Linked DNA regions of Homo sapiens: region 1 is linked to region 2. Evidence: chromatin loops called from intact Hi-C (ENCODE). Cell type or tissue: HCT116. All regions are shown on one strand. Each heading gives the region's core, and the rest is flanking DNA. Links, peaks and the distances in the headings are about the cores only.

Region 1 (2,818 bases), core at 35-2,534, 780 kb before region 2:
CACTGCTAAATTTGGTCATTTGTTTTCAGACAACAGATTTATATATGATAAAGTTATATCTTTTGTAATTAATGTCATCTGTGTGGTGGTAATTTAAGTTGTATGAATGTCCTGTGATTTTAGCATTTTTTGATGACCTTGCTGAAATCAGTTATTACATGGATAATTGAAAAATGATTTTTTGTAATTCTATTCCTCTCATTTATTAACAATAACTTATTTATATTATATTCTAATGAAATATGTAATTGTTACTTATTTCCTCACAATTTTTATGCTAGTAGTGTTAAAGTCTGTGTGCCCTTGTATTTACTTAATAATATCCTGATGGGATAAGGAAGAAGATAGTATTTTTGGGTCATAAGTGCATTTTCACAAGTTAACATTCTCACACAATTTCCTCTTGAAAATTTTTGTTACTAATTAGATTTAAGTAAACCATTTAGTTATTCTTTTTTCCAGTTAATATTTTCTATTTTCATCTTTGTTTTTCTGTCTCTTTTCAACTGCCCAATTGCTTGTACATATTAATTTTTAACTCTTTCTGTTACCTTAACTTTTGTGACAATTAATACATGAATTTTCTATTATAATAGCTGTGGAAATACAAAGAACTCTGAATCAACTTGGAACACCTCAAGATTCACCTGAATTGAGGCAACAGTTGTAAGTATCTAGTTAAATAAATAAAAGAGAAAGAAAAAACTCTATTGCTATTATTCTGTTGCTTTTACAGTATGTAGTATATTATGTTTACTGGAAGAAAAAATGGAAAAACAATGGAGTTTTTCTGCTACCTTATCCATACATTTGTACCAAGCTTTTGTGTAGATTTTTCCCTGTCTGGAGTAGGCAGGTGTTTTTATATTAAAGATCTGGAAGACTGAGGTGGGCAGATCACAAGTTCAGGAGTTCGAGACCAACCTGGCCAATATGGTGAAACCCCGTCTCTACTGAAAATAAAAAAATTAGCCAGGCGTGGTGGCGAGCTTCTGTAGTCCTAGCTACTCAGGAGCCTGAGGCAGGTGAATCTCTTGAACCCGGGTGGCGGAGGTTGCAGTGAGCCGAGATCACACCACTGCACTTCAGCCTGGGCGACTGAGCAAGACTCTGTCTTAAAAAAAAAAAAAAAATTCCTTGATAGGCTTACCCTATCAAAGCAGAATTTCTTTAGTTGCATTTCTTACAGTTTTTAGGTAGGTTGTTTTTGACAGCTGTTGAAAAATTATACTCTAGTATCTCAATTTATGTGATTTACTTTCCATAGCTAAAAATCCCCGCAGTCACCAGAGTTTTATTTGGTTTAGATCCAATACATAACCAGCTACGTGAGCTGTCTCCCCACAAGTTTATACCTACATCCTTGAATTTCAGAGAGCATTAGCTTCCGTTTAAAAAAAAGTTATAATGAATTATATAGTACATATTCCAGTAAATTAATATGCTGTTAGAAGACCAGCAGTCATAGTGATAATATTTTGTCTGTGGTATGTTGTGGATTTTACAGAGTATTTTTACATATTTTATCATTTAAACCTTACAGAATTAGAGTAAGAGAAATAGACCAAAAGAACTGTTTCCATTTTGTTCATGTCTCTTACGGGTTTAACGAGTTACCCAATGTCATTTAGAACTTAACTCTTAAATTTTATTTCAGTACTGTTACAGCTGTAAATTTCAAGTCACATATATCTAGTAAGCAATACTTCTAAACAACATTAACTATAGAGGGAAAACTGCAAAGAGGACGATATTAAAAGATAGGTAATAGGAATTCATATTTTTAGGAAGTACAATTTGAAGGACTTACAATTATCTCTAATTTATATTTTATTTTTCCACAGTGGGTAAGTGTCAGAATGGTAAAAATGCTCCAAATCTAAATAATAAACCACAATTCATTAAACTAAAGTAAAATGGAATAGAAGTACATAATTCATAAAAGTTCTAATATTTTGATAGAGTTAATAATGAAGATTCTGAATATATATCCGTAGTCACTAAGGATTTTTTTTTTTTTTTTTTTTTTTTGAGACAGGATCTCATGCTGTCACCCAGGCTGGAGTGCAGTGACATTATCACGGTTCACTGCAGCCTGGACCTCCTAGGCTCAATCGATTCTCCCACCTCAGCCTACTGTGTAGCTGGGAATACAGGCACATCCACCATGCCTGGCTAATTTTTGTATTTTTTGTAGAGATGGTGTTTTGCCATGTTGCCGGCACTGGTCTTCAATTCTGGGCTCAGACAGTCCACCCACCTCACCCTCCCAGAGTGCTGTGATTACAGGCATGAGCCACCATGTCCAGCCTAAGGTCTTCTTTTTAAAACTTTGACTATATTATGATTTCCAGAGATTTACAAAAATGCATTAAAGATAGGGTATTTGGTAAATAGAGATAGAAATAGATTTTAATTACCCTTTGTCAGTCAAATACAGATCCCTATTCTTAAGCATATTCTTATACAATATCTCATTATTTTAAAGGACCCCAAGTGTGACCAGACCATATTTAAAATGAGATGAAATATATAAGAGGTACTGATGTTGTGATTTGTAAAACATCACAATTAATATGAGCTTTTTTTTAGTGTCATGTTTTTAAGTTGGAAATCTTTTCAATTTATAAGATAGCTAGATAAAATATGGATATGTAGTCAGCACTCTGTATCCATAGATTATATATCCCCAGATTCAACCAACTGCAGGTCAAAAATATTCAAGAAAAAAAAAAAAACAACACAATAATAAAAAAAAAAACTGAACTATAAAATATAGCAACTATTTACATAGCATTTACATTATTGTATTGGGTAT
Region 2 (2,818 bases), core at 22-2,521:
TTGTACGTGGTTCTAGTGCAATAGTTATCCCATCTGATTATAGCTGTTATCTTCCTACCTGGGCAAAGATCCTTTGGTCAGGTACTTTGTTGGTTATCTCTAGTTCTTAAAAAGGTGCCTGAAATTTATTTGTCAGTTGCTGATCCAAAATTAAAAGCTAACATTCATGTTCTTTTAAAAAAGCACTTAATACTTCTACTATATCAAAACATCAGGTTTCCCCAAATTAGTAAGATCTAACACATTTTAGGTAAAATAAAGATGATGATGATGAAAATGGATTATACAAACTGTTGAAATTTGCTTTAATTGTACAAAGGGGACCTAACCTAATTATCAAATGATGCACATTATTACTAAAAATGATGTACTTTCACTAGAAAATAAGTAGCTGGAGGCTTGTGTTTTAAGAGTTGGAGAGAGTGAACCCAGGATTTAATCAGATTAGATTCTCTTTTTTTTTTGAGACAGAGTCTTGCTCTGTTGCCCAGGCTGGAGTGCAGTGGTGCGATCTTGGCTCACTGCAACCTCCGCCTCCCAGGTTCAAGCAATTATCTTGCCTCAGCCTCCCGAGTAGCTGGGATTACAGGTACACGCCACCATGCCTGGCCAATTTTTGTATTTTTTTAGTAGAGATGGGGTTTCACCATGTTGGCCAGGCTGATCTCAAACTCCTAACCTTGTGATCTGCCCGCCTCAGCCTCCCAAAGAGCTGGGATTACAGGCGTGAGCCACCGTGCCTGGCCCAGATTAGATTCTTCACTTGCTCTCTTGTTAAGGCTGTATTCAAAATTTCCTTTGATGTAAGTTAGTTTACTTTGTATGTTAATGGCAAGAAAATAATAAAACTAGGCTAATCTTGTGTTACAGATGAGAAAAATTAGACTCTAAGATATTAATTTTTCCAAGTTCCCACAACCTAGCTATGTGGGGAGCCTGGCCATGAACTCTTGGGTTGCAGTTCTTTTAACATTTCAGTGCTGGTTTTTAAAAGAATAAACAGCTCACCATTTGAGATTGAGTATTAATACATGATACCCAGAGGTATTTGGGTGGGCGAGCTCTCACTTTACAGCTCTTTCTCCTTCTGTACCAGTGACCTAACTTGTTTGGTGTTAGACTTTTAACAGTAAATATCTGGAGAATGTACCCCAACTTGGACATATATTTATTTATATATTACATACCTAAATTACTAACAGTTGTATGTACTTAATATTAGTAGAGCTTAATTTTGTTCACATATTTAAGGAAAATACTTTCTAGAGAATGTCCTGAGCCACAGTACAGCCACCCATCTACACAAAGGGCTAATAAACTTCGATCCCAAAGAGAGGGGTCAGCACCATCTAGTGAACCAGTGTGAAACTGCACTCTCAGGCCCAACAGGGGTTTCCAGGTTATCTTACAGAATAGGCTTAGCCAAATCCCCAGTTCCTGATCCTGAATGTTGGAGCCTAATTCCCTTGTCCCTTGTCCCTTGTGTTCTTTCATCTCCTTTTCCTTTCTTTTCCTTTCTTTCCTTTTTTTTTTTTTTTGATGGAATCAAATACTAATTTGATCTGTCGCCTAGGCTGGAGTGCAGTGGTGCGATCTTGGCTCACTGCAACCTCCGCCTCCCGGGTTCAAGCAATTCTCCTGCCTCAGCCTCTCCAGTAGCTTGGATTACAGGTGCTACCATGCCTGGCTAATTTTTGTATTTTTATTAATTTTTTGTATTTTTCTTCACGTTGGCCAGGCTGGTCTCGAACTCCTGGCCTCAAGTGACCTGCCCGCATTGGCCTCCCAAAGTGTCATCTCCTTTTTCTTTGTCAAACATATCTCTTAGCCACTGTATTGCCATTGTCATTCTATCCCCCTGGCATTACATTCATACATATTAAATAGGCTAGAAAAATGCCATAAAGTCCAGATACTTTTTACATCTACTTATGCATAAGGAAAAAAGTGCTGGTATGAAATACAAAAATAGGAATTATCAGCTATCACAAAGTGTATATTTATTTGTTTACTGGCTTATTTTCAGTTTTCTCCACTACAGTACATGAGAGCAGGAGACAGATCTGTATCTCAAATGCCTAGAACAGGGCCTGGTGCATACATGGCAAGCATAAAATAAAACGTTGAATCAATGGATTAATTGGTTATTTAAGATGGAGTGAGTCATAATGTCTAATAACAATCACTTGAAATGTAGAACTGCTAAATAGCATGCACAAAGTCAAAAGTGGTTTCTGTTTTCTCTAAGCACATTTAAATTTTGCAAATGTTTCAATAATCAACATAAATTACCATTATAAATAGTAATAAGAAATAAATGTTACAACTAATTCATTAGCTTGGTCTTACAGCCCTATATGTGCTCTTTTATAAAAACCACAAAGATGACAAAGGTCTTAAAGAGTTGTGTAATCAATCACTCATTATCAGGCTGAAAGACAGCTGATATCATCTGTCTGCTGCCTTAATGGACAGCATAGTGGGGGTAGGAAGGTGCTGGCACTTACAGTCCCTGGGCACACTCTTAGCCTTACTCCTCATTCTCATCTATATTGTTAAGATAAGGATGCTAAAATCAGCAATCTAATAACGATCACTTCAAATGCAGAACTGCTAAATAGCATACAAAAAGGCCAGAAAATGTCAATGCTCAGGAAAATTCACAGTGATGATAATAGCAGGGTAAGGTTAAGTAGACTTATAATGACAAATGGTTATTAAAGGCATTATGAGATAAGTAAACAGATACACGAACCTAACAGCCAGCCACTGTTGATCCACAAAGAGATGAACTTTGTCGATTCTGACGTTCTTGGCA

The links. A loop is a pair of places that touch in the nucleus more often than their neighbours do. Peaks named below come from ENCODE experiments on the same cell type or tissue, not always from the same donor. Only the 100,000 strongest peaks of a DNase experiment are listed, where the experiment ranks them.
Region 1: it touches region 2 in a loop (4-fold over the local background); 2 of 110 quality-filtered maps call a loop at or near these places.

Annotation. Positions count from the first base shown.
Region 1 is chr6:132,473,441-132,476,258 of GRCh38, reverse strand. It overlaps STX7 (syntaxin 7), which reads left to right. Exons shown (of 10, transcript NM_003569.3): 3 at 597-666. Among named protein-coding and RNA genes, the nearest start is that of STX7, 38 kb to the left of the region's middle. In HCT116, for the core only: no CTCF peak of the experiment used is centred there; no DNase peak of the experiment used is centred there.
Region 2 is chr6:131,693,562-131,696,379 of GRCh38, reverse strand. It overlaps ENPP3 (ectonucleotide pyrophosphatase/phosphodiesterase 3), which reads right to left. Exons shown (of 25, transcript NM_005021.5): 15 at 2,756-2,818. Among named protein-coding and RNA genes, the nearest start is that of OR2A4, 6.4 kb to the left of the region's middle. In HCT116, for the core only: a CTCF peak has its summit at 1,380 (motif pointing left); a DNase peak (open chromatin) is centred at 1,349.